Regions from separate parts of the Homo sapiens genome. Here regions 1, 2, 3, 4, 5 and 6 are each linked to region 7. The links are chromatin loops, found by intact Hi-C in ENCODE. Cell type or tissue: mammary epithelial cell. All regions are shown on one strand.

Region 1 (4,000 bases), 540 kb before region 7:
AGATAACGCTTTTTCAGAAAGCATTAAATAGCAACATTTTCTGGGCAGACAGCCTTCCACCAAGTAGGGAAGTCATACTCAGCTTTTAAAATGGAAAACAGCTATTGCATAATTATCATTTTAATCAGAGAATTCAGGGGAAATGGAAGAATCCAATTCACATCGATAGCCTTAGAATAGGCTAGGTCATCTCTTTCCCGGATTGTTCAATGAGACTGATTTCAAGACATGGGCCAGCCGGGCATTCCTCCCGGTACCCTGCTGCAACCTGCTCACCCTGTCTGGGTTCACTGGTGTCCTGGCAACAGCGTGGGTGCCGGGGCAGGCATCTGGAGATGGAGTCGGCAGAGAGCATGGCTCTGGGCTCCGCAGACCCGGCAGGAGCCCCGGCTGCAGAGAAGGAGATGTGGGGGAAAAAGCCTGTGCTAGTCTGGAAGTGGAGTCTGGAGCTTAGATTAGAAAGTGTGTTGACAGAAGGAATTCCCCACCGCAGTCCCGTTCCTGGCTGACAGTTCTCCCAGCAGCAGGATCTGTGGGAGCGGGACTCCAGTGCACTCGGGTCCTCGGTGTCTGTCCTTCCAGGGGTATCCAGGTCTCAGAGCACAGGTGCACACGGGTACAGTGGCTCTGTGACACAAGAGGAGGGTCACTCACAGTGGTCCCACGCACGGCGCCGACCACACAGACCCCAGAGGACACGTGGTGCTCTGGGCCTGTGACCAGCACAGCAGTTGGAGCAGGTGTGTGTCTGAGCTGGAGCTGGGCGGCCCTGCCCTGTGGCAGCGGGAATAAGAGGAGACAAGGGGCGGGCAGGTAATCACCGAGGAGCTCTTCCCAAGAACAGAGACGTTGCTGTTAGAATACAAAGCTGGTCCAGGAAGGGCACAGAGGGAATCGCGTCTCTGCTTGGCCACCCTGCCATCCCTTTGTCCCTCTCTTACACAAACATCGTCCATCCCCCCGGGTGCTTCAGACTGGACCTGGTGCCCAGGGCCCCTGACCACAAACCCTAAACACACCCGGGGCTCCTCCAGCGCCGAGTCCCCCACGCTTCCTCACCCCGCTCAACACACATCTTCAGTCTTGCACTTTTCTCTCTCTTTTTTTTTTTTTTTAAATTTTAGATGAAGGGAAAATGGTTTCACTCTATAAACCACTTCTTGTTTAGGGATATGTCAAAAACACAGTTAAAATTCATTCTCTTCTTTACAGTGAAAATTCCAGAACAGATGGAACACATCTTTTCCCACTTCAGAGCGCGAGGGGGGACGAGGAGAAGCATCCTCTGTGTCTCAGGAAGCTGCGTCATTAGTTCGGGGTCAGGATAAAGGGGAAGGATGAACGCATTTGTGTGTCAGGCTGCAGGGCACCCGCACGTGGAGAGAGTCTGCAGGCCCTCAGTCAATCACACCGATGTGAAAGCGAGGATGGAAGGGGAGGGAAATTACATTTACCTGTGTCCTGGCTGCAGCCACGATGGGTGCTGGGGAAAGTCAGGAGGACTCGGGATGAGAAAGAGGCAGTAACTCCCGGTGTGTTCTGTCTGGGGGACCCAAGAATGTCTGCACCATCACTTCTCGGTTCTCGCTGGATGTAGCGTGGGGCTCACTGGGGTCACACACCCTACGGGATTTTGAAGTTTCAAAGACCTCTGGGTTTTATTTGTCTCCTGACCTGCCCGTGTTCATCCAGGTGTTAATCTGCCACCATGCCCTGCCTTGCAGCGCAGGGAAGACCGCAAGGCCGCAGCACCCTACGCCCCGGACGACCCGCCGCACAGGTGTGAGGCCATCGCACCGCGAGGGAACGGTCACTAGGTGTCGCCGTCTTCCTCGGAATGGAAGCCACGTTTCTCCTGCACCGTTGAAATGGACTGGAACAAAATTTTCTAGACTTCAAGGAAACCATCCTTTCTAATAACAATGAGATGGTAATTAGTAGGGGAAGTGGCATAAAATTATTTCACCATTTAGTGAAACCATGATTCTAAACTACAGAAAAAACTGTCTTTTTTAAAGCTCATTCAGCCGGGTGCAAACCGCCTTGCTGGCGGGCGGCACCTGAAGGTGACCTGGCCTTGTCCCCCCCTCCATCCCCCCAGTTTCCTCTCTGTGGTGAACGTGGTTGGGGTTCACGTCTCACCCCCCATGCAGACCCCAGCAGATCCTGAGGGCAGCGTGTGGACCATGTCCGAAGGGTCCAGAGGAAGATCCCACATGTGTAGAATACAGACCCATGGCCCCTGGGAGAGTGAAGGACACGCAGATGATTGGCAGCGGCCACTTCTCACACAAGCAACCCCTCTCTGTTTTACTGATGAGAAAACAGAGGCTTAGAGCGATTGTGTAACTTTCCCACAGCCAAGTTCAAACTCAAAGTGGGTTTCAAAATTTAGGTTTGTCCGGCTCCGAGACCCGTGTTCTCTGCAGGGCACTTAGAGGACTCCTGTGCTGACCTCTCAGGCAGCCTTCTACGAAGGGACGCGGAGAATAACAGGAAGGATTTCCATTTCCTTTTTCTAGGAAAAAAACAAAAGGCAAGAGGTAGGAATTCAGAGCTAGAGTCGCTTTACAATTCGGTTCCATTGTCGAGACGGAGAGATTCCACGACCATGACAGAAAGTGAGACTATTTAGGATTTGCCAAATAGGATGTTTTCTGAACCAATCAACATAGAACGGAAATGAGTTGGGACAAATGGCAGTGCAGTGAGAGGAAAGGTGAGTCTTCCAGCAGCCCTGCCTCCCTCATCCTGGGAGGAAACGTCCGCAGAAGCCGGGCTCCCCTGTGCCTTCCCCAGCCCTGCCTCCAGGAAGCTCTCTGAGCATTTCCTACAGACCCTGCCCCATGCTCTTCTCCTGCCGGTTTTCTCCACGTGGTTTTCTCCATGTGCAGAAACGATGATTCGGGTCTGGCACAGTGGTTCATGCCTGTAATCCCAGCACTTTGGGAGGCCAAGGCAGGTGGATCACCTGAGGTCGAGAGTTCGAGACCAGCCTGACCAACATGGAGAAACCCGTCTCTACTAAAAATACAAAATTAGCCGGGCGTGGTGGTGCATGCCTGTAATCCCAGCTACTTGGGAGGCTTGAGGCAGGAGAATCGCTTGAACCCGGGAGGCAGAGGTTGTGGTGAGCTGAGATGGCACCACTGCACTCCAGCCTGAATAACAAGAGAGAAACTCTGTCTCAAGAAAAAAAAGATGATTCGGAGCTGCCTGGAACATGGAACAGCCCAGCGAGTCGCTGGCTGCAGTTCTCAGACCCAGGCTCTGCCGATCTCATCCCAGGCTGGAAGAGTTGCCACCAAGGCGTGTGGGTGCCATTTGCTGCAAAAGTTCTTATGGAGAACCATGACACATAACCGTGCCAGCTTCTCATGCCGGGAGACCGCAGCGCCTCTCCACACAAGTGGGGCCTTCCTTCTGCACTTTTATTCTGCAGTTGGGCTCCCGCTCCAGGGGGCTCCGTGTTTCTAAGAACCACAGCCCAGCATCATTAAAGAAGGCATTATTTTGTGTTTAGTAGAGCACTAAATTGGTGAAATATAGTTGTGATTCTGGTAGTGAATATCCCTGTTGCCACGGTAACGATATTATGTCATGGGAGGCTGTCTCGAGTGCTCCTGGGAGCAGCCAGGTCTCCGTGAGCTCCTGTTTACTCTAAAGACTCCGGCAGCCCACATGTGTGCACGCTGAATAAAATCGTGCTGCGGGACCACAGTGCGGGGAGGCACCGACTCTGTCATTCTGTCAACGCACCGCACAGTCACGAACATCAGCATTGACATGAAATGGACGGTTAGGGAGCTGCAAAGGACTCATGCTCCTCTATTGCACGAATTTGTCTTTTCATATTCAAAGTACTTGTAAGAGCTCCAAGTTCCACGTACTCAGCCACTAACCTCAGGCATCTGCACGGGAGACTTGGTACACAGGCTCACATGCATGCACGCACACAGGCACACGTACAAGCGCCCGTGTACACACAACAGTGTACACA
Region 2 (4,000 bases), 460 kb after region 7:
TGGGTTATGATGAAAAATAAAATTTGTCATTTAACACATTTGTCGGGAATTTATCTTTTAGTTGATTAAACTGTTAACTAAAGTGTCAGAATTATTTATTGCAATATCTACCTCTAAAAAGTGTGTGCTTGTGTATCAATTAATAAATGGTTCACAATAAATGAGTTTATAAAAATGGTGACAGTGTATTTGGTTAAGACTTCAAAGGGTTTTAAGCAGTAGAAAACTGCATGTTAGAATCAACAATTTGTGATTGTTCTTATCTACAATTTGTCTTATTATCTGGGTTTACTTTTTTCTTAAAATTTACTGATTCATTCTTCAGCTTTCACATTAAATTATTTGAATTAATTTTATGTATATGCTTACAAACTTTTGGGTGATATTTTAAAAATATCCCATCAATAGATAATTCATCCCTGTCATGTGGATTAACCTCCAGGCATCTCTGTAACAAGAGTCAAGGATTTCTACTGCACATGGTTTAGAGTCTTCGGTTACTCACTTGTTTTTTAGTTCCCTGGGGTGGCTCTACTTGTTTCCTGGGGCTACATGTGTTTCAAGCAGTCAGCCAAAAAAGAAAAAAAATCAAAGTTTGAGTGTCATCTGTAACGATATATCTATGAACATGGGTATGGAGAAGAGCACCACCATTTTTGTTGTTGCTTCCAGAGTCAACAGAAAACCTCACCATCACTTTATCACACTAATTCGGCAATCGAAAACTCTTCCTCAGCATGTGAAATTGTTGCATCAGCTAAGTCATTTTGCGGCTAAATTAAAAGCAGACTGTAGATAGACTCTTCCATGTTGACAATTTCAAAAAGAATTCATATCTTTACATTTTAATAGTCTGAGTTTTTAACATTATGACTGAACGTAACAGCAGGAGAGCCAATAAGGTATGATGGCATGGAGGAGGAATTCAGGAGTCGGCCCTGGGAAGCACAGATGGATTGAAGTCAGGCTGATCCACACTGAAACAACAATCATCCAGCACTTGCCTTAGGAATAACAGGAAATTATTATGATGCAGAAAAGTATTATTCCTAAAGATGATGCCTTTACAATAGCTAATCTGTTAAAGGATATTGCAGATGGTGTCATTTGCCTAAACTTCACAAATAGAAATACATTTCAACCTATTTTTAGAGAGTAATTCATTGTATTATTATAATGCTAAAATTTAACTGGCATTGAAATGGAGCTAAGCTACTGAATAAAATGTGAGATTCTACAAGACACACACACACACCCTACAAACACACACATGCACACATATGTCTTCTTGAAGTAAGAGTTTAAAGGTCAAAACACGCTTTCAAAATTCTGAGGTCAAACATATTTCTGGAGTCAAAACATACTTTTAAAACTGTGCTATGATATTGAAACAAATTGTTTCACAGGCGTCAAAGCAGGAACAACCATTCTGATATTCGAACAATAAGTTTATGGCAGCCAAAACTTTGGAGCAGAAAGACCAAATTATTGGATTTCACTTACTCTTTGCCCTCAAAAAGCCACAAGCATGAAAAAAAAGCAATGGAAATGTCTCCTGGTGCTATGAAAAGGGAGGCGTCTTGCTCATTTTAGGGCATTAAAAAAAAATCTTTCCACCGTTTTTATTTTTCTATTTTCCTGCATCTTCGACATCATCAAAGCATGTTCTCTGTTTCTGTCATTTTGAGACAAGCACTAACTGTACTGTCTTCTGTAGTCTGGCAGAGATAATGTATCTGGGTTTCCTTAGTGATATTTTAAACACATTTTTTTTCTGTCCTCCCATACAGAGCGCATACTTTTGGTGGAATTCCTGTTGTGTGGGAGACCAGCTTAGTTCCATTCACACACTCACACTCCCAGATGTGGCCCCATGGGTTTATTCCTGTCTCGCTGTTTCAACAGTCAGACGTTTGTTCTTCAGGCTGCTTGCTCCAGTATCCTCGTCAGACAACCGCAGGGAGCCTTTGTGCATTTATTTATTTATTTGCTTGGTATGCTTCAGTGTTTTGGGGGCTTTTCTTCCCACTGAGTAAGTTAAAACTCTGCAAAAGTTTGCCTCCAGAAAAAGGGAGCCAAACTGCCCCTTGATTACTTGAATTGTGTAAATGAGGGATGGCAGGTGTTGGGGCAGGGAAGGTGGCAGAGAAAGAAGTGGAAATCATTTGGAATCCAGGATTATCACTTATTGTGCCCCTGTATTGAAAAATTACAAAATGAAACTGAAAGGTTGGGCAACAGAAAGAGGATTATGTTTATTTTCACTACCACTAAACTTTGCCACTACAGGTTGGTTTAATTAACCCGTGAGATGAAGTGCTGAACTCTCTGAAAAGATAAATGCTTTCAGAGGTGCCTCAGACACGAGAAACACAATAATATTTATATTTCTTTTTGACTGAGGAAGGTCACTGTGGTGACAGTTTCAGGAGGACACCTGTATTATTCTCTTTTGTCAACAGGACTTGTAATATGAACAAAACATGCAGTCACTTCCCACCAGGATGTGTCCTTCTGGACATCAGCATACGTGCAAGATGACAATTTCAGGCAAGAATTTTTTCCTCTAATCTATGATTTAATCAGTTGGGTGTCTGGGAGTGGGTTAGAGAACATTTCTGAAGTTAAAGCTTGAATGTTTTTCATGTGGCTGGAGGTGAGGGCAGGCGTCCAGGAGACTCAGGCAGCAGCTGCATAGCTCAGTGCCTAAGTGATCTCTGCTCTTAGGAGGATCAATTGAAAGCTTAGGGGAAATAGGGCTCCCAGGAAGATGGGTGCTTAAAAATGAATACTGTAAATGTTACTCAGCATACAATTGAGGGAAAGCCATCACTCACAGGAAGTGAGCACAATTCTTTATTATCTGGGCCCTGTCACTAATGAAACATTCAGTGTAGAAGAAATCAGTCCCCTTTGAGTTTAGGCTTGTCATGATGGCTCTGGGTTTCCTTCATTCACAGCAATCACACTTAAAATGTTTACAGTCTGAAGACCTGAAAAACATGTCCACACCCTTGAATTCGTTGTAGTTACACATGAGGTCAATGTTATCCATCTTCATTTATCAAATAAAGAAATTGAAAATATAGTCTGTCAGAAAATAATTCCAATTCAGATCTTCAAGAGTTCACGTTTTATTGTCCTATTGTACTAGAGCTATTTTTGTAAAACATACATCTTTAAGCTTTCAGACAGAATCGTGAAAACGTAAACTTATCACACACAACAGCATAATATGCAATGCAGTGCAGTCTAGGATATACGCATTAGTGTCAATTTTTAATTAAAAAATGCTGAATTTTGTTTAAAAAGTTTTTTTTTTTCCTGGATCTGGAAAAGGAAATGCTTTTCTGGAGTAAAACACAGAGGATAAGGTAGAATTCTTACCTGAAGTGCCTGTAGGAGATTCCAACGTGAATGCATTTCACACGCTTTTACAAGCTACTTTCTTCTCCTTTCTTTTTTCAATCATCTTAGCAGTCATTGTTTATTTTCTGGAGATGAGTAGTTTTTATTTATACTAGAAAGCCCATAGTTTTTACATAGGTTGCCTTTCATTCTTGGTAAGACACTGAGAAAAGGAGAAAAAGAAAACTTTAGAGATAGAGCAATGGTATAATTGATTGAATGTTACGTGAACTGTCAAGATCAGAACTTTCTCATACTATCTTAGGAATAAAAATATGTTCTGGTTAGTAATCCTCACCAAGTTTGGAAGGTTAGAGGTGACTCAGCCTCCATGAATGTGGTCTGGTCTTATTTTAAGAAGGGCTTCTGAGTCATGTGGAGTTGTGTCAAACTATGTGTTATGTTATGTTATTTTAAAAAGACAGCTTGGAGAGAGGAAATTGAACTATCTTTTTTTTTTTCCAAAAAACTCTGCCCTTTAATAGAAGAAAAGGGCAAGTTATTTCCCACAAATCTCACTCTATGTAATGTAGCCTAGAATGTATTTTTACCACAGATATATTCTTAAAGTAGTTTGGCATGACCTTACTTA
Region 3 (4,000 bases), 880 kb after region 7:
AGTTTTGATATGAATTGATCACCGTAGCAGTGACCTCTCCTACTCTGTGGCCATGCGTGGATGTGAACTCTGTAAAGAGGGAGAGAACTAAAAGCATCAGGGCTGGCTGCTCGACAGGACTCCTCCACTCCGTTTGTGTTTCCTTTTCTTTCTTGCAGAAGAGCCGTCCTCTGGCAGATATGTGAAAGAACTGCCTATGAGGAGCGAGAGGCTACTTCGCACACCTCGCAGCTCAGGTCCCCGGAGACGGCTTTACAGGCACACAAGCCCCTCTCCCAAGCCATCTGCCAGGAGCCCCATGAGGAACACAGCACAGCGCCTGCATCAGAAGCCCATGGGTTTGCCTATCACATGTCTTGTTTTCTCCTGATCCGTGGCTCACAGGCTCAGTGTGACCCAACCTCCTAGATTTCCCCATCAGTGCTATTTGCAGTGCCCCCAAGCACTTTCCTCCACTCCAGTCCCTGAGCGCATGCCAACGGCCCTATTTTCAGCCACCCCTCTCCATGCCTCTTGTCTGTCTCTAGCTGACAAGCAGATTATCTCTTCTGTCCACTTTGTTTGCCAATGTACTTTGGCACCATTGAATTCCAACACATGAAGTAAACTGAACTGTGTACAACGCTGAGCACACACGTGGTTTGGAGAGCAGCCCCTTGTCAGGATCCAAAATGTTCCCAAGCCTTGTTGATATTTGGGTCACTGCAGATCTCTGAGTCCCCCTTCCTTTTTAATCTTCTTCCCCTCAACTCATTCTCAATTTCTCTCTCTGAAACCACCTGTGAACACACTTATGCATTCAAATAGATGCATACTGTTCATGCTTATATTTTTCTGTAACCGTCATATCTAATAAATACTTATCATCCAGGAAAAAAATGTTGTTGGGCAATAATAACATGCTAAATAATGGCAAGTCCATTATCATATTTTTGTAGCAGTATTTCCTTTACTTGTCACACACACTTGATGGAAAACTTCAAAAAGTTAATTTGAAGCAGTCTTTTCAGAAAACAAAACTGAGTAAAATCATTTACCATCGTTCAAAAGAGCAGTCCCCAATATTAACAGTAGCAGGGACCCATTTTGTCCACGGATGTGGTAGGTGGGGGATGGTTTGGGGATGAAACTGTTCTTCTCAGGCATTAGATCCTCATAAACAGCACCATCTAGATCCCTGGCATGCGCAGTTCACAGTAGGGTTTGCACTACTGTGGGACTCTAATGCCGCAGCTGATCTGACAGGAGGCAGAGCTCAGGCGGTTGTGCCCAATTGCCCACCACTCACCTCCTGCTGTGCATTCCTTACAGACCACGGACCAGTACTAGTCTGTAGCCTGGGGATTGGGGACCCCAGATTTAAAACGCTTTTTTAAAGATTGGCACAAGTATGCCTGTTTTTGCTGTAATTATATTAACTGCATATCTGTACACTATCCCGACTAGCCTGGCTTTTATTTCTGCTTCTTCACTTTGGTGACTTCTGTCTCTGTTTCCTGGATTTCCATGTTCCCTGTAAACATGAGTCTCATATTATCCTAGGGAAGCTACACATAAATCACCAAAGATCCTAATGTTCAGGAGAAAGGGCAAATTCTTTGTTCCATTTTGTTGGCTCTCGTTTTTTCCTTTCTAGTCCAAGTCAAAATAACTCAAGGGTAGTTGGGCAAAGTAGCCATAATGAGTAAACACTTAACAGGGCGTTTCACCCAGCAACTGTCTGCAGATAGCAGTTGCATGAATCATGCAGAACACGTGGATGTCTGTTAGTCTCCAGGGATTACCAGGCTCTGACTCAAGGGTGGAGTTTGGTTACAGAGGCACTTCACATGCCTCAGCAACCTGGGTAATGTCAGTTGATCCTATTATAGGCAGAGGATCAGCAGTATTCAGACCAACACTGTGTTCATTCAGTTCCAGTCCAAAATTACAGTGGCACAGCCAAATAAATCTAGGTGGCACAGAAAAAGCTACTTATAATAGAAGCTACTGGAAGTCCAGCTTAGCTATGGCTCCAGGCTTAAACAGATTCCCCTGTCAATATCCTATTTGTCACTCCAGGACGGTGTGTCAAAGCAACGGGCTAGGTTTCACCCTGCCCCTGCCTTCAGTTTCTTTGATGTTTAAATGCCTCTGTACAGGAATCTGTTTGAGAAACAGATCTATTTTTATTCATAATTACTTCTCCATCTGTCTCGGTATTTTCTATAAACAGAGATTAACGTCCTGCGTGTTAACCTATTTTAATCTGTGAACTATTCAGAGCCAAAATGTCTTTTTAAAGAGTAACAAGATGATATGAACATTCTGTTTCACAAGGCAGAGCTGAGCGTTACTGCAGGTTCTTCAAACCATTCAAAGAAGAATGGCTTTAAAAATAAAGTCTAAGGAGCGTTTCATTCACTACCATGAAACTACATATCAGCTTGATTTTTTTAAGCTAGCAGGAAAAAGCGTTCTCATGAAATGTTTAACGTGGATATTTGTCTTTGTGTGGGTTCTCCCTTTGATGTATTTGGAGGTAATTTAAGAATGAGGGTTTGGGACTGGTAGGGCCTCCATCATTTATTACACAATCTTGAATAAAACCCTGAAGTTCTCATTTCTTTAGGTTCTCCATACATAAAATGGGAACAAAAATGCCCAAGTCTAACTGAAATGTTATTGAAAGGATGATATAAAGTAATGTGAAAAATATATAAAGAATTGCCCAAATATGTGAAATCCTGTTATAACTAAATCTAGAGTCATTAGGTGGAACTCAACCATTACTACATAAATAAATGGACATTAAAGACTCATTGACTTCACTAAATCAACATCTGTTAAACAATTGTATAATATATGCCCTTGTGGATTTTGTGGCAAAGCTGAGGGTCTTTGAAATATAAGAAGTGAATGCTTGCATTGCTCATCTGAAAAATAATTTCTATATCTAGACATGTCCATTTCTAGCTATAAATGATAAAAGTTTGTTTCCTCATTCCACGGCTATATTTTTGTCACATACTGTTTTTTGTTTGTTTGTTTATTGAAACAGAGAATCGCTCTGTTGCCCAGGCTGGAGTGCAGTGCTGCCATCTCGGCTCATTGCAACCTCTGTCTCCCAGGTTCAAGCTAATCTCCTGCCTCAGCCTACCTAGTAGCTAGGATTACAGGCGCCCGCCACCAGGCCCAGCTAATTCTCCTGCCTCAGCCTCCCAGGTAGCTGGGATTGCAGGTGTGTGCCATCACGCCCAGCTAATTTTTTTTTTTAATTTTTAGATATGATGGGGTTTCCCCATGTTGGCCAGGCTGGTCCCAAATTCCTGACCTCAAGTGATCCACCCACCTTGGCCTCCCAAAGTGCTGAGATTATAGGTATGAGCCACCATGCCTGGCCTGTTTTTTAATACAGATAAAAACATACTATGAAATGAACCATTTTAAAGTGTACACTTCAGTGGTTTTCATGTATTCACAAAGTTGCACATTCATCACTACTATATAATTCCCAAATGTATTCACACAACAAAAAGAAATTCCATACTAGCAGTAACTTCTCCTCTTCCCTCAGCCCTGGCAAACACTAATCTAGTTTTTGTCTCTATGGATATACTATTTCTGGACATTTTATATTTTTTATATTAAGATTTCTAGCTTCCTTATCTTCGATAATGTTTTTAAGATTCAGCCACATGTTACCATGTACCAGAACTTCACTTATTGTGTGGCTGGATAATATTTCATTGTAGGGCTATGCAACACTTTATTTACCCATTCACTCTCTCTTAAATGGACATTTGGTTGTTTCCACATTTTGGCTATATTTGTTTTTGGTTTCCACATTCTGACCAAAAAAAAAAAAAAATGCTGCTATGAACTTTGATGTACAAGTTTTTGTTTGGACATATGTTTTTATTTCTCTAGGGTGTGTATCTAGAAGTGGAATTGCCAGGTCATATAGTAACTAGTTTAATCATTTAACTGTCAGACTGATTTCTGCAGTAGCTGCACCATT
Region 4 (4,000 bases), 410 kb after region 7:
ATTTACTTGGAATTTTTTGAATGTGTGTGAAATGTAGGAACAGTTCCTTGCCATCATTGCTTCTTTTGCTTGTCATAGTTGTAATATACATTATCTAATTCAGTATGGTTCAGAATGGAGAGCATCATTGGCTGGGTGGACGCTTGCTGTTTCTGGAATGGAGTCAGGAAGCTTGTAAGCTGATACGGTGAACGTGCTGAGGGAAAAGGCCACTGCGTTGCATCCAAGTGTGTAGTTATTTTCCCAAGGTAATGTATTTTGTGCCACATCTAAATCTAATTTAATGTTTAGCTTACCTTCGTGCAGTGTGTATGCCTTTTAAATATACCTTCTTACGTTAGATGGTTCAACTTTTTATTTTTAACTTTTATTTTAAGTTCAGGGGTACATGTGCCGATTTGTTATATAGATAAACTTGTGTCATGGGGATTTGTTGTACAGATTATTTTATCATCCAGGTATTTAGGCTGAGTACCCATTAGTTATTTTCTCTGATCCTATCCCTTCTCTCACCTTCCACCTTCTGATAGGCCCAAGTTTCTGTTGTTCCCTTCTTTGTCCCCATGTGTTCTCATCATTTAGCTCCCATTTATAAGCAAGGACATGAAGTATTTGATTTTCTGTTTCTGCATTAGGTTGTTAAGAATAATAGCCTCCAGCTCCATCTATGTTCCAGCAGAGGACATGATCTCATTCTTTTATTTATGGCTGCATAATATTCCATGGTGTATATGTACCACATTTTCTTTATCCAGTCTATCACTGATGGGCATTTAGGTTGATTCTATGTCTTTGATACTGTGAATAATGCTACAGTGAACATATGTGTGCATGTGTCTTTATGGTAGAATGATTTATTTGCCTTTGGGTATATACCTAGCAATGGGAATACTGGTTCAAATGGTAGGTCTTCGAAGCATCGCCATACTGTTTTCCACAATGGTTAGATGAATTTAGACTCCCATCAACAGTGCACAAGCATTCATTTTTCACCATAAGATGGTTCAACTAAAAAAAATTAACTTTATACCTACCCCTACTTAATAATACATAATTTGAAATTTCAATGCATTCCGTTCTCAGAAGAGATCATGTTTTTGTTGTTGTTGTTGTTCAATTGATAAGGATGCAGCTGATGAGACAACTCATAAAATGTGCTCAAGATTACACAGCAGGTGCATACATAGAACTAGATTCCAGGGCCATTTTGACAATTTCTAGAAACCTCTCTGCCTTATCTGCGGGACTCGTTTATCCCAATGCTGAGTGTGTGGTAGAGAAATGCAGTTCCTGTTTCCAGAGTGTCTGCTTTCAAGAAACCCAGAGGCATTTATGACCGTGTCTGGTGGGCCCTACACGTTGGCCTACACGTCCAAAGGAGGACCCATGGGTCTCTGGGTTTTTGGCTTCAGATGCCTGACCTCATCCCTGTACAGAAAGACAGTCCACAGCATGAACATCTCTCTCCTCAGTGACCGTTTCCTCCTTCAGTAGCTGCCAGGACAGTCCTCACTTCCTCCCTATGGAAACGAACCAATTCCCCCACAACCCAGGTTGTGCCAGCGTATAATGGTGTCCCAATCACATGTACCATTCACTCAGCATTTCTTAGAACGAACTATCTGCAGAATATATTTCAAGCCTGTCTGTGTGCATGGCAGGTTTCTCACCCTCTAGCATTAAGAACAAAGAAATATAGTAAATCTCACTAATGCAAATCCTGGCATGTTTTTATGTCAGTTTCTTTTGCCAAACCTGAAAAGTTACTCTTCAAAACTGAAAAAATGCCAGAAGAACATTCTCATTTAGGAGTTAATGTTAATGTATTAATTAAAAAAAAAATCAGTAAAACCCAGGAAAAAAGACCCAAAGTCATAAAGCTGTTGAAGTGATAGCCACAAAGAGCACTTTTAAATCTTCAAAGAACACTAGAATTAATGCCCAATTAATTATCATCACCTTTGTGCAAGGTAGGTTTTATAAAGATGCAACATGGGGAAATTGAGCAACCTGCCCAAGGCAGGGGAATGAGTACCCAAGTCTCAGCCTTTCTAAATCGTAGGCAACGGTGTGCGTGTTCTTTTTGACCATGGGAGAAAACTAAAGCCCGTAAAAGGTGATTACAACATGAATACCTGATGTTTCAGATATTTGTCATAAACCCACAAATAAAATCTATCACCCATAAAGAGGTTTTACTGGAGTGAGACGATGATATATCTGCCCGGGGTGATGCTATGAAGCATGACTTTGACACGCTGGGTTTTCAACAGCATGGGAAATACAATAACTTTCCCCAAGTGAATGGTTGGGAGTGTGATTATTTACACACATTGAATTTTACGTACCCAAAGCAGGAAGGCAGCCAGCTTGGCCCATTTGCTAAGGATTTTGGACACAAGTGGGTCTGCTTGAGAGCCAGTCATAAAATGTTTGCTGGGCCAGTTCAGGGAAGGGTCTTGGAGGTAGCAATGGTGGGCAGTTTTAGGAAGTGGATTATGAGACACAAAGAGGTAGCATTTATTTACTGGCATTTACCCATTTCATAACTCAGAGAAAGTAGCATGTTTAAGGAAAGCGCAAAGAAAAGAATCTTTCTGGGACAAAGCAGCTGATTAGCAGGGACATGGAGGGGTTTTTAAGGGCGGTAAGGAAAGGCCCTACCCACGTCCCTCCCTGCCCCACTTCACCAGCTCTGACATGAATGGGTAGGGCGCTTGTTCTGCCCACAGCTATGACAAAAGCCCTAAAGCTTCATCTTCTAGGATTTCAAACTTTCTCACTGCTGTGCCAGCCATTTTATTTCACATGTTTCTAAAAGGAGTGATTTTAACAAAACCAATTGAGCAAATCCCCTATCCTCCCATCTATAAAGATGGCTACAGAGGGAGAAAGAGAACATTATTCTAAAGAAGCCACTATCTTTTCTGCCTCACTTTTCCTGCCCAAGCCACAGTGCCCTCCACACCAGCTGAACCCCCACTGATATAGGGGCTAATGCTCTGGGGACTTGGGGGGAATGTGGGTATGATGCCCATGGGGCCCGGAATGGGACAACTGGAGTAAAAAAGATATGTAAGTTTCCTGTGGGTCCGTGGACGCCATGGGCCACAGCTCAGGCATGAGCTGTCATGAAGGCCCTTGAGAGGGCCATGGGGTGGGCCACACCTGCTGCATTATTCGGGGGGGTCAGCAGGACACAATCTGGAGAACTTTACAGAGCCTCCAAAATGAAACAAAACATGCACACCCAAAACAAACAAACGAAAACTGGAGCCAACATTTGCACACATATTTTAAGAATAAAATGGACTTAATGCCTGCGTACAACTCGGTTCAGACTCAGTCAAAGTTGCAACGAACACCATTTTATTCACAGCGATTAGGATTTTGAAGAATGACATATATTGTTCCAGGAATAGTTCGCTGAGGAAATCACCAAGCAGCTCCAGCAGCCAGGCCCTGTGCTAGAAGGTGAGATGTGGAGATGGGGACCAGGACCCAGTGCTCCTAGAGGAGGAAGCCAGCTCCTGAGAAATCACACTCTGTGATCATACGTGAAGGTGCTCCACAGATGACGTCCTCTAACCCTGGTATCCAAGACTCCCAAATTCCCATCTCTCACCCTGCCTTTTCACTACAGCACCAGGAACTTTTACAGTGAGTTCTGAAATAAGATCATCACTTTGAGTAAAATCAGGCAGTCAAAATCGCAGGACTTACAGGGAAAATGGGGCGAGACCCAATGCTCAAAAATTCATCAGTGACAAGTGAAAAAGTTAGAAAATGATTGAGGACTTCAGCACAGTTTTGCATGGGCTAAGTGGCTGAGAAGACATAACTACAATAAGTCTGACAGTTTATTTTGAAAAAGCCCTCGTGTTTCTGTTTGGAAGTGGGTGTCCTGAGGGTTATGAAGTGGTGGCAGGGCGTATTTGATACAGGAAGGTATGTCCTAACCCCAGATGTAGAAAGGTGAGCTCAGGACATGAGGGAGAAA
Region 5 (4,000 bases), 290 kb after region 7:
TTCCTTTGTCCTATTGAATGTCAGATTTAACTCCTTTATTAGAACCATAGCTTTTACTTCTTTAAGCTTTTATTTAAGCTTGCTTGAGTTAGATTTCTATTACTTACCACCGAAAAAAAGGTGTGATTATATATCTTACCTTACCTGATGTTTCCTCTCTTTGAATCCCTTTAACATTCTAATGGATTGGGCCCCTGACTGATTCACGTGAGAAATTATGCAAGGATATAGAGTCATTATAACAACCTTTCCCAGAATTTTTTTTTGGTAAATAATGTATGGTGTTTATTGCAGCCCCTTCTTTCTTTTCTTTAAATATGATAGTGAAAGACTCTAGAGGAAACATATCCACTTCCTAAAGGTAGGACAATGGGCTGAACAGCTTAAGTGTCACAGTCGTTCTTTAAATCTTGGTGTTCTGAAGATTTTTAAAGGCCCATTTAAACCCTCCCATTGAGTACCTAAAATGGCGAGAGTTCTATGTTGTCTGTACGACATCCATTTATTGTCAGTATCTGTTTAGTCTATACAGTTTTCTGATAGTGCTTTGGGAAACCATGTAATATCATGTATGACACGATGCAACATAAACATTCTTCCTAGGGCCTTTTATGCTCATGAATCATGGTGCTTTGCTGAGGAATGGAGGGAAGAACATATTGAGAGGGACTGGAGCTTTTGCTTCTATGTGTGCATTCATCTATCATTCCTCTATCTATCATTTTCCTTCCTTCCTTGAAGATATTGAGCATTCACCAAGAATCCAGAGAGAAGCTTAGTCAGAAGGAATAAAAAACACCACTGGGAGGTGGCACTCCAAATTATTTCCCAAATGCAATCTAACAGGAAGTGGAATAATTCCCATAAATGGAGTTGAGATCCAGTGTTTTCTAAAGGTCTGGTGAGGACAAGCCTGGTTACTCAGCAGGCAACAGAGGCATCACTTGAGGCCATTGCAGCCCAGCTTTGGAAGCCTGGATGAATGTGTCAGTCCAGAAGCTGCCGCCAGAAGTCACACCCAGAGGGGCAGCTTAGAACAACACATGGCAAGAAAAGCTGCTTTTAAAAACTGGAGGCATGGATGACTTCTATAGGCCTCTGCTGAGAGCAAATGCCTTATCAGGTTGGGGAGAGATGCTTAGAGAAAGATAGTGCAGTAAAAAGTCAATATTAAATTGTTTTTCTCTGAAGTGTCCAATTAGATGACTTTGAACAATTGTATATATTCATGTTAGCAAAGCCCAGAATGAGATAAGGGACTTTTTCATTTTCTTAGAAAGTTCCTTCATGGACTCTTCAAACACTGCCTGTGCCTGCATTTGTATTTCATATCAACAGAATCACACCATGTGCACTTTACGTATGACTCCTTTGATTTAACATAGTGAGCTTGAGATTCATCAGGGTGGCTGCCTGTGCATGTGGCTTGTCTTCACTGCTGGCTTGTTCCGGTGAGTGTTTGTCCCAGTTTGCTGATCTCATGACCACTTAGTGCACATGGGGTTGTTTCAGGTTGGGGATATAAGGCACAGGCTTAGGGTGGAGCTTCGTCTCACCCTTTGGATACTCAGGGCTGTGATTGCTCCCTGTGGAGGTGCTTGGCCCAGTCTATGGGTAGGTAAGAAAATTGTAAGCTGCACCCAAAAGGATAGGATGTTTCAGGTGCAGACAGGGTGGGAAAGAAATGCTCCCGGCAGAGGCACACCAGTGTTCCCAGTGCTGAAGCTGGCAAGTCAAGGCACATTCCAGAAACCCAGACAGTGAGCAAGGCCAGAGCTGAGTGTGCAGAGGGGAACGCATGAAGATACAGATAGAGAGGTAAAAAGGAACCAGGCCATGGAGAGCCAGGCGCCCGGAGGCAAGGGAAGGCATTTGAACTTGATTCCCAGGGCAATGACAAGCAACTGAAGTGTTTTAAGTGAGGAAATTATTTGATTCGATTTTCCATTATAGAAAGCTAACAGTTAGGTTACTTTCTGTTTATTTTCTTGTGGTTTTCTCTGGGTATATAGTAAGACTGTTTCACTTTCCTGTTGTTATACATTAAATTTTGTCCCCCTGCCCCCGCAAAAAAAAAACATATATTGGAGTCCTAACCCCCAATACCTCAGAATGTGATTTTATTTGGAGATTGGGTCTTCACAGAGGTAATCAAATTAAAAGAGGTCAGGATGCTTGAGCCGGGGAGGCAGAGGTTGCAGTGAGCTGATAATGTACCACTGCACTCCAGCCTGGGCAGCAGAGCAAGAACCTGTTGCAAATAAAATGAAATAAAGAGGTCGTGAAGGTGAGCCCTAATCCAATATGACTGACGTCCTTAGAAAAAGGGCAAATTCAGACACAGAGACAGACATGCACACACCCACAGGGAACAGGCAGAGTTCAGAGTGATGCTTCCCCAGGCCAAGGAATGAAACAGATCATCAACAAACCATGAGAAGCCAGGAGAGAGCTATGAACAGATTCTCCTGCACACCCTCGGGAAGAGCCAACCCTGCTGACACCTTGATCTTGGACTTCCAGCCTCCGGAACTGTGAGACAATAAACTTCGGTTCTTCTAAGACATTCAGTTTGTGGTACTACATGAAAGCAGCCCCAGAAAACTAAGACACCCGCCCCTCCTTTCCCTTCCGTTCCTTTTAGTTAGGATGACCTAAGAAGAAAATGCTCTCACAAATACAAGTTCTCTGAAAGGATGATCTTTACTGGCAGTCATTTCTTGAGATCCCTGTGAGTTATTGAGATAACACTAGTTCCTTGGAGATTTTGTGTGTTGAACACATACCTGTTTATACCATTAGGTGTTGAACGGCATTGGGGTTCAAACTTTGGATGGACTCTTTCAGAGACATGAATTTGTTTAGTGCTTAGATATAGTGAGAGCTTTTCCAGAAGATGCAGGCATAGGAAACACAGACCTGAAAGGGATGTGACAGTCCTGACTCTTATGTATTTATTTATTTATTTATTTTGAGATGGAGTCTCCCTCTGTCACCCAGTCTGGAGTGCAGTGGCATGATCTCAGCTCACTGCAACCTCCTCCTCCTGGGTTCAAGTGATTCTCCTGCCTCAGCCTCCTGAGTAGCTGGGATTAGAGGCACTTGCCATCAAACCCAGATAATTTTTGTATTTTTGGTAGAGACAGGGTTTCATCATATTGGCCAGGCTGGTCTCGAACTCCTGACCCCAAGTGATCTGACGCCTTGGCCTCCCAGAATGCTGGGATTACAGACATGAGCCACCACACCCTGCCGACAGTCCTTACTCTTAATCCAGATAAGTCTGAGGCTCAACTCCCACCTTCAAGCGTCTTAACCATTGACTCTCCATCCTGAAGAATTCTTCAAAAGAAGCTGAAACCTCCCTGAGAAGTTCAATTTTATTTTCAGAGAATACTGGCCATTATAGAAGGTCCTTCCTTGTATTAGCCAGAAAATCTATTTGTGCACAGCCTGAGCTATTCCTCCCAGTTCTGTTTTGTGGCCCCAGAACAAGCAGGGTTCATCGTTGTCATGGCAAATTGCTGGCTATCTGAAGTTAGGTATCAGGTGCCTCTAAACTTCTCTTTCTGAGATCAAAGACTTAGACTTTCTTTAGTCATCTTGTGCCATACACTCCCTTGTCCTCTCTTTAGTTCTGTTTTTCTCTGAACAGGTCCCAGAGCCAGGGTTCTGATTCGATTGTCTGCTCAGAAATGAACATGATCTTTGGTTGGCTGTCTGAGTGGCACTCAGTGGCCCAGACATCTCCTGTCTTGTTCTGCTTCCATATTTCCATTAATCTAACTCTGGCTTATATCGAGTGTTTTGGTGTACGTATCTCAAAGCTGACTTAAACTGAATTTGGAATGATTGCAGTCTAACCCAGACAGATACGACTGTTAAAACTACTGAACAGAGGCACTCTGGCTGGAGTCCGAGAGGCAAGCCTCATGGCACAGGCGGCAATGCCAGCTGCTTGCATGCGACAATAGCAACTTCCTCACTTAATCCTCAGCCT
Region 6 (4,000 bases), 750 kb after region 7:
AAATCATTTCTCAAGTTCCAAGAACTTAAGAAGTTGTCAAGTTCAATCTCCCTTCTCCTCCTTGCTTTAGGATATTTATTATACCTGGCCATCTACATAGGAGTGTGTGTGGGTGTGTTTGTGTGTGTGCATGTGTGTAACATGTGTGTATATATATATGTATCTAAATATAGATATAAAGGTGCTATCTATAGCATATTCAAATAAGTATTTTTACAGTGTATTTATTTTGTAATTGTTCACATTACTACTTCACGTTTCCACCATCACCAGAAGCCTGACATGCTTTTGAGAACAGATGATCCACACTTTTGGCTTGATTTTCTAGTCATCTTTGTGAAATGACATGGCAAATAAAGTTTAAAAACTCTCCACCAATTTGTGCTATCTATTCTTTGAAAGGATGAAAGTCAAGAAGGAAAAATGGGTTCTTATTGAATTCAAGCTTGCTCTTTGCCTGGAGTCATCTGCCAGAAAATAAATTAAGGCTAAATTAAGTAGTATTTAAAGGATAAATTGTTATCGAATATCAGTGAGAGGATTGAGCAGGTTAAAAGTCAGTTGATCCTTTCCCATAAAGATTGAAAGTATTTTCACCTTTTTTGTGTTTTGTGTCATGCTATCAGGGCTACGATGGGAGCACATGGTGTGTTTAATCCATTGATATGAGCGTTTGTCAGATGGAGATGTCAATGTTTTATGTTTACTGAGAAAATCAGGTTACAAAAATGCTTCCCAGAATGGATTTCACTAACATTATTCATCATATTACTCAAGTGTTCCCCTGGAAACGCTAGATATCTGTGTTTCATTTTCTTTTATGACCAGTCTTCCATTTTGTAGCAAAGAACTATTACAAATTGACATTTACTTGTATTTTGAGGATTTATAGAGAATGTATAATCCCCCAATAAAAGAAAATGAGCCACTTTCATGGTGTATTTTAGTCTGTTTTCCTAATGTTTGAATTTCAGACAATATTTTAAAGCTTGATGACTTTAAACTTTTTATCTTAACAAAAAAACATTTTTCATCGTTAAAAATAAAACCAGTTTAGTGTGTATATTTTCTTCTGGGCTAATCAGAGCCATAATTACTCAAAATAGTAGCATTACTAACAATTTATTTCTAATAAAATGTTTCAAAATAATAGTCATTTTTATTTTTATATTATTAAGTGAGTATCACAAAATTTTAAAAAGCTATTGGAGTTGTTTCAGCTGGCAACAAATCTATCATTTCTGATCTCAGCATTTCACCCCATGTGGCAACTGCATCGTTCCTGGCTGTAGTCCTAGGTTCATGTAATTTAAAACTTTATATTAATTTGCTAATCATCTGATGGTTTTTTTTAGTATTTCCCAATCATATATTTGAATTCTTTAAACTAAGATGTTCCTAGTTTATTTTAATGTGCATTTCTAATTCCTACTTTTACTTTTGTTTTTAATATTATTTTGTTTCAGATGTGTTTTTAATTTCTGGGTCCAACCTAAACATTAGAAACATCTAATCTATTTATTTTCACCCAATTTTTAAAAAGTTATACTCTCTTAAATCACTTCTATTTTCTTCTATTATTTTTTGAAATCATCAAATTTTAGAATCAGAGGTCATCTTCATGACCATAACAAATCAGGAAATATCATACATGTGACAACACATATGCGAAATCCAAGCCTCCAATCTGTTTCTTGGGCACTGCACATTTACAGTGTTATCAGCATATACATTTATCTTTTCAGAATGATGCCTCACGAAAATTTATTGCAGGCTATACAGAGATAGGTATTCTTTGGAATTCCATCATGCCATATTATATGCTGCAAAGAGTGAGGTAAATAAAATGTGGCTGAAGGGAAGTGGAACAAGCCCGTGCGTGCATGTCATTTCGGAGTAAATAATTCTACAGTCAAAAGCCCAGCCTGTCCACAGGCAAGTCCTGAGTTCACAGCCCAGGAAAGCAGTCTTACAAGGATTGCACCATCTGTTGCCTAAGAAAAGCTAGTGTTTTACTATTTGTTGGTTTGTTAATCAAAATTTTAATTCACGTATTCATTTTTTGTGTAAAAGAACAGATCGTAGGGTGGAGGGTCAAGGTAAGAAAGCAATATAGAAATGTGTATTAAAACTTCTAAAAAATGTTCTAGCAATGGAATATCTCTTTGACCTAAGAAATACAGATGGATCAATTAAACTGTCAAACTCTATGTTGCATGAAGAGAAATAAAAGAACAGCAACCATCAAGACTGTCTTGTAGGCTGAAAGAAAATTATGGCCAGATTAAACCCCACCACTGAGGTTTAGATTAATTTCTAGTTACCCTGGCAGGCCATGGCCCAGGGCAAACCTGAGTAAATTCCTACTCTGTGAACCACCTCTCAGGTTTTGTTCATGGAGAAGGCTACACTTAGCCTCTGATGCCAGTAGAATGGTATACGATTGATTTGACTTGTGTTTTGCCCATATCCTGATTTGTTATAGTCATTATGATGACCTCTAATGCTAAAATTCTAGGATTCTAAAACCAATTTTAAAAATAGAAGGGGGCTGGCCACGCTGGCTCAAGCCTGTAATCCCAGCATTTTGGGAGACCGAGTTTGCAGGATTGCTTAAGGCCAGGAGTTTAAGACCAGCCTGGACAACATAGTAAGACCTCATCTCTACCAATAAAATAAAATAGCCAGACATGGTGGCTCATGCCTGTAGTCAGTCCCAGCTTCTCTGAAGGCCGAGGTGGGAGAATCACTTGAACCCAAGGGTTCAAGGCTGTAGTGAGCTTTGATGGCAACACTGCATTCCAGTAGCCTGGGTGACAGAGACCCTGTATCTTAAAAAAAAAAAAAAAAGGATTCAAGGGAGTACGACTTTTAAAGAAATTGATGCAAGAAAATGAATTAGATATTTCTTGGCTAAATTGGACCTAGAAATTTGAAACATATCTCAAACTTGCTCTTACCTGCCAACTGTTAGGAAAAAATATATATATATATGAGTGAAACGGAGGGAGAAGATTACCCATGGTGAAGCATGCTACCAGGGGCTACAGATATTTTTAATCAATATTAGTGGTATCTTAGACAAAAAGTGTCTGTTGCCAAGCCATGTTAATTAATGATTTTTAAATAGCTATTATTCATCTTTCGTTGTCGCAATAGCATTTGGTTTATGTTGACCTATATTAAAACTTGGTCTCTGTGGTTGGAGTCCAAGTACCATAACATACCTCTATGTTTGTAGTGTCACTTGAGTTTTAGAAGTAGGTGGACATTGGCTGTTTCTGTATGTTTGAACCTAAAATCAGAATAAAGTGTGGGTATGCCTTGGATAGAGGTGTTGCCTATGCTCTTTTCCTCCTTATAGTGTATGTGATAAGGAAACATGACCCCAGCCTCAATTCCCAGGGTAGTCTCTGCATAGGCTGAGCAAACCAGAGCAACCTCATGAACTCTACCAGGAGTGGTTCATAAACTCAGGCCTATGCCAGGCAATGCACAGCCATCCCTTGGTGTATCTGATTGGTCCAAGGGTGGGCATGTGACCTACATTGGCCTAAACTATCTGAACAGAAAGACTTTTATTCTGTGGTTAGGAGAAGCAGTTTTCTGAGTGTTATAACTCTTTATACTAGAAAAAATCTTTCCACCTCTTTGGTTTATTCATTTCAGATTTTTGGCATAATTAAGAGTTCCAGCTAATTGTTTTTATAAAACGTTCCACATTCAGGATCTGTCAATTATTTCTCATAATTAGATTCAAGTATGTGTTTTTTGGCAGCAGTACTCCATACGTAATTATGCATACTTCTGTGAAGTTAAGGAGTCACCAATACCACACTCAGGCTTGATAATTTCCTAGAAGGACTCACATAACTCACTGGAAGCTGTGATACTCGCAGTTACAGTTTATTACAGCAGAATTATATGAATTGAACTCAGCCAAGGGAAGAGGTGCATGGAGCAGAGTCCAGGAGATTCCCAGGTATGCAGCCGCCCTCTG
Region 7 (4,000 bases):
GTGTATGTGGAACAGTTCTTCCTAACCATGGACAATGAGCACACCAGAAACTTTCTAAAAAGTCCCAGGCTTGAAAAGAAATGTTCACACATAGGAAACTGCATGCCTTCCTTCGAATGTGCCCTGCACACCTACTCAACCCTGGTCATCACATTCCCAAGGCCCCACGCTCCTTGCCCAGCATTGTCCTCAGGCACGTACCTGTCACAGTGGGAGCATTTAAAAGGCTTGGCCCCGGTGTGCTTTCGGAAGTGCCTGGTTAACTCATCACTTCTTGCAAAACGCCACTCACACCCTTCCCATGAGCATCTGTAAGGCTTTTCTCCTGGGGAGAGAGCACAGGACAAGCAGCCCATGACTTCACTGACCCGCAGACGGAAAGGGGAAATTCAACAACACACACAGTGGTGGGATGCAAGGCCAGGGACCCAGTGGCTTCTGGCATCGGTAACACACAACAACTGGCAGCCTCAGAGAGACAACAGCAGCTCTCTCCTGACCCAGTCTCAGGCCTCCCACTGCTGTCCAAGGGACACAGCTTCAGCCAAGCCCATGGTGCTGTCATCAAAGTTAACGTGGAAGAACGACCACGACTCAGACCAGCAAAATGCTTGCGGGATGAGGTGTCAGCCTGCCGGACCCACAGCCCCGGCAAAGGCAGAGCTATTGCTTTCTTCATGGCAACTGTTTCTCCCAAACACACTTCTGTTCCATCCTCACTTCCCTATGGAATGTGCCTCTGCAGTTTCCTCAGGGACGTTCTACCTTTCTACAAAGCTGAAGTTACGAGCTTCTGGAAAGCCCCAGTACAGGGCCCCGGAATCATTCTCTAAATGGCAATTGAACAACTGGGTTCACTTCATTCCTTGGTCAAATCATAAATATGAATTTACTACAAGTGCTACCTGAGAAAACAAAGTTGTCAAGCCAATCTCAGGGTATGTTGAGACAGGCCTGGGCCTGGATATTGGGCCACCCGGATCTCAATCTCAGCTGTCACCAAGCCTGTCTGGGACTGACTCTCAGCAATTTGCTCTCCTACTGATAAGAGAAGAGCCTGCATCACGTGATCACTAAGACCCTTCCCAGTTCTAAATGTTCTGTGATTCCTCACCAATTATCCTAGAACATGTCAAGGTATTTTTAAATAGCACTTTCACCTAGGTATGGCATTTCATTAAGAAACTGTTTCAAGCGGTATCAGAAACAAAGGCTGCATGAGACACGGAGAAGTTCTCAGGAAACACTCGCTGATCAATGCTGCTGCTTACAGAGCAGGCCGGTCCCACTCGGGCCTCGGGCCGTCAGCATCAAACCCACACACTCCACGCTGCCCAGCAACCCTCTGTCCTGACCCTTGAGTTTCATTTAGGAAACCCCAGGGCCGCTCGAGGTAGCCTCGTGCGAGTGCACTGGTGAAGGGGCAGTGGCCTCGGATCCCCAGCACTACTAAGGGGTGGGGGGTGGAGGTTTGGGTGTCCGTGGAGAAAAGGATCTAGTCTCTTGTTTGTTTAATCTGAAAATTGTTACACATTTATCCAACTCAAAAGTCCAGTCTTTAGGATTCTACTCTGAACTCCAAAAAGACCTAATGCTTTGGTGGAAAACATCTGAGGAAGTGAGGATTTGTCTGCCCTGACCACATCCTGTGCAGCCAGGCCCGGCTCCCTCCAGGGCTGGTGCAATGCAGTGGCGCCCACCAGCGGCCGCCCTCCGGGGCCCGCGTGGGCACTGACCTGTGTGCGTCCGCTGGTGTGCTTTCAAGTGGGAGCTTTTGGTGTAAACTTTCCTGCAGCCGTTAAAGTGGCACCGGTGCACCCTCCTCCTGCCGTCGGGGGAGGCATCGCCATTTCCCTTGTCACCTGGCTTCCCCGAAGTCCCGCTGCGCACCTTCCCTGGCGAGGGCAGCTCCCCGGGCACGCAACCCCACAGTTGAGAAGGTTCCCTGCTCAGTTCCGGAGAAGATGGAGGCGTGGAGGTGACAGAGGAGCTCAATTTTCCCGAGCTGACCAAAACTTCGCCAATGGGGTCGGAGGTAAACTTGGCCGTGGGAGAAAGTTCCTCGGAGCTGTCAGAGGATTCGCTGCTGACATCTGAGTTCAGGCTGTTGGTCTCTAAGTTGTAACAAAAGCTCGGGCTGATGAGAGTGTCCTCTGGAGGACTGGAAGATATCTTCAGTTCGGATTCCTCCTTTTTCTCCCGAGCCAGAATGATTTTGGTCCACAGATCTTCCTGGCTGTCAAATTTGATTTCTGAGGCTGAAACATAGCAGGGCTCGCTCTGGAGGTAACGTTCCAGCTCTAGGCAGGTCTGTGCAAAATGAACCAGAGAAGGCACGTGATTGCCATGACGACCAAAAGTAAAAGCAAAAGCAATTTCCAAAAACATGCAAGAATGAAGGACAGATAACATTGCTGCCCGGTCACTACAGGGGCAAAACCTTTTGTAATTAAGCATCCGTGTCCTTACGGAAGTTAGAGGAAATCTGTTTCTAGAATGGTAAGAATTCAGAGGAAAAGTCGGAGGGTGAAACCTCTCCTGGCTTTCCCAATGTTGGGCCAAGGGCCACAATGAGTGATGATCACTAAGCCGGTTTTTTTGTTGTAGTTACCAGTGTTGATGTTTCTCATGAAACCAGAGGAAGAGAACCGGCCCCATACACATACTCCTCCCCAACAGGTTCAACCAGATTATCTGACATTGTCAAGAACCATGTGTTTTAAGGAAAGCCCCAGCCATCCACCCTTCACACTCCACAGATACCCACACAGGACAGAAAGACTGCACGGCACACAGCGTGTTCTGAGGGACCCCCTTGGGGACACGGCTGACAACACAGGGCCACACTCGGGGGAGAGGAGACAGCAGCTGTCTGTATTCAGGGGCATCGAATGGAGCTGCAGAAAAACCACCCATTTCCTGTGTAGCCCAGACCGCCTATGTTTTCACAGAATGCCGTTCCCAAGTGCAGGCCCTTGCATGACACAGAACTTTAATTACTTCTACAGTGGTCAGAGAAAAACAAGGAACTTCAACAACAGGAGTGCAGAAATAATTCCAGCATGGCCATCTGCTATTGTGAAGGGTGCAAGGGGAAATTACTCCACGGCCCTGCTGGGAGTCCCACAATGAACAAGAACTTTATCTACTGGCCAAGAGTACAACTGCATGAGTCATCACTCTGATTTCTTTCACGCAATGCCAAAGGAGACTTCCTTTTGAAATTCTCATCAGCAGCCAAATAAGGACCCAGCTCAAATGGACATGCAGTGTGGCATGGACAGTACCCCTTCCCCAGCCCCGCAACCAACCTTTCAAGAAGCTACAACTGCCGAGATCAGCATCCCCTCTCCCCACCATTTCAAACTTTCTAGCCACTGGAAAAGAAAAATGGTAGGAAACATTTTAGGATTAAATTATGTCTGCCCTGATTTTCACGAGGATCAGCTGCCTGCATGTCCATATAAGGTTGTCTATACTACTGGCAATTCTACAGATTTCAGTTTCTACACCAAACGGCTCTGGTGAGCACGTCATTTTTCCGGGCAGGGACCTTCCTGAGCGCAGCCTACCCCAGGGGCTCAGGCTGACTTAGCAGTGTGCCTCTCTCCTGCCACAGGCAATCCCTCCCCCTCCCCAGGCTCGCACACAGCCGGTGGGAGCAAGCACACGGGAGAATCATGCTTTCCCCTTTCCCCCGAAACCAGGCGTCTGAGTTACAATGCACACTACAGCGTTCTGAAGAGAGGCAGCAGCGATGTATTTTATTGATTTAACAAAGAAAAAAGAAAAGCACATTTATGGAGATCTTGTTAAACTTTAATAATCCGGCCAATTTAAAATCTCCATTACGCTGATGAGCACCCGGGACCTGAACGAAGCTCTCGGAGAGTTTAAAAGCCTCCAAAGGCGACCAAGAGCCAGGTCTGGCCGTTTGCCCAAATCCCAAACGCCCGAAGGAAACTACTTAGATCAATTTCAATCACGTCCTAGGGAGCAG

The links. Peaks named below come from ENCODE experiments on the same cell type or tissue, not always from the same donor. Only the 100,000 strongest peaks of a DNase experiment are listed, where the experiment ranks them.
Region 1: a loop joins it to region 7, with 7 times the contacts of the local background. A loop is called at or near these places in 65 of 110 quality-filtered maps.
Region 2: a loop joins it to region 7, with 11 times the contacts of the local background. A loop is called at or near these places in 30 of 110 quality-filtered maps.
Region 3: it touches region 7 in a loop (7-fold over the local background); 55 of 110 quality-filtered maps call a loop at or near these places.
Region 4: a loop joins it to region 7, with 4 times the contacts of the local background. A loop is called at or near these places in 4 of 110 quality-filtered maps.
Region 5: it touches region 7 in a loop (2.5-fold over the local background); 22 of 110 quality-filtered maps call a loop at or near these places.
Region 6: it touches region 7 in a loop (4-fold over the local background); 2 of 110 quality-filtered maps call a loop at or near these places.

Annotation. Positions count from the first base shown.
Region 1 is chr10:3,237,985-3,241,984 of GRCh38, forward strand. All of the region lies in intron 2 of LINC02668 (long intergenic non-protein coding RNA 2668), which reads right to left. Among named protein-coding and RNA genes, the nearest start is that of LINC02668, 18 kb to the right of the region's middle. In mammary epithelial cell, a CTCF peak has its summit at 1,813 (motif pointing right); no DNase peak of the experiment used is centred here.
Region 2 is chr10:4,240,117-4,244,116 of GRCh38, forward strand. It overlaps LINC00702 (long intergenic non-protein coding RNA 702), which reads right to left and starts at 3,796. Exons shown (of 3, transcript NR_108040.1): 1 at 3,707-3,796; 2 at 3,388-3,571. In mammary epithelial cell, no CTCF peak of the experiment used is centred here; DNase peaks (open chromatin) are centred at 1,865, 2,665 and 3,735; H3K4me3 peaks cover 1,831 bases; H3K27ac peaks cover 3,534 bases.
Region 3 is chr10:4,661,541-4,665,540 of GRCh38, forward strand. The region is part of intron 1 of MANCR (mitotically associated long non coding RNA); the gene reads right to left. LINC00705 (long intergenic non-protein coding RNA 705) reads left to right here. Exons shown (of 3, transcript NR_015425.1): 3 at 159-879. Among named protein-coding and RNA genes, the nearest start is that of LINC00705, 7.4 kb to the left of the region's middle. RefSeq lists enhancers at 1-780, 781-1,763, 1,147-2,346, 1,617-1,911, 1,637-1,931. In mammary epithelial cell, no CTCF peak of the experiment used is centred here; a DNase peak (open chromatin) is centred at 1,781; H3K27ac peaks cover 3,726 bases.
Region 4 is chr10:4,189,400-4,193,399 of GRCh38, forward strand. No RefSeq gene overlaps it. Among named protein-coding and RNA genes, the nearest start is that of LINC00702, 53 kb to the right of the region's middle. In mammary epithelial cell, no CTCF peak of the experiment used is centred here; a DNase peak (open chromatin) is centred at 2,172.
Region 5 is chr10:4,073,203-4,077,202 of GRCh38, forward strand. All of the region lies in intron 4 of LOC107984195 (a long non-coding RNA gene), which reads left to right. Among named protein-coding and RNA genes, the nearest start is that of MIR6078, 84 kb to the left of the region's middle. In mammary epithelial cell, no CTCF peak of the experiment used is centred here; DNase peaks (open chromatin) are centred at 929 and 1,739; H3K27ac peaks cover 2,088 bases.
Region 6 is chr10:4,531,903-4,535,902 of GRCh38, forward strand. No RefSeq gene overlaps it. Among named protein-coding and RNA genes, the nearest start is that of LINC00705, 120 kb to the right of the region's middle. In mammary epithelial cell, no CTCF peak of the experiment used is centred here; a DNase peak (open chromatin) is centred at 1,899; H3K27ac peaks cover 2,492 bases.
Region 7 is chr10:3,779,905-3,783,904 of GRCh38, forward strand. KLF6 (KLF transcription factor 6) reads right to left here. Exons shown (of 4, transcript NM_001300.6): 2 at 1,737-2,310; 3 at 202-325. Among named protein-coding and RNA genes, the nearest start is that of KLF6, 3.3 kb to the right of the region's middle. RefSeq lists enhancers at 1,510-2,345, 3,203-3,272, 3,433-3,502, 3,571-4,000. In mammary epithelial cell, a CTCF peak has its summit at 1,698; DNase peaks (open chromatin) are centred at 427, 617, 2,907, 3,147 and 1 weaker place; H3K4me3 peaks cover 4,000 bases; H3K27ac peaks cover 4,000 bases.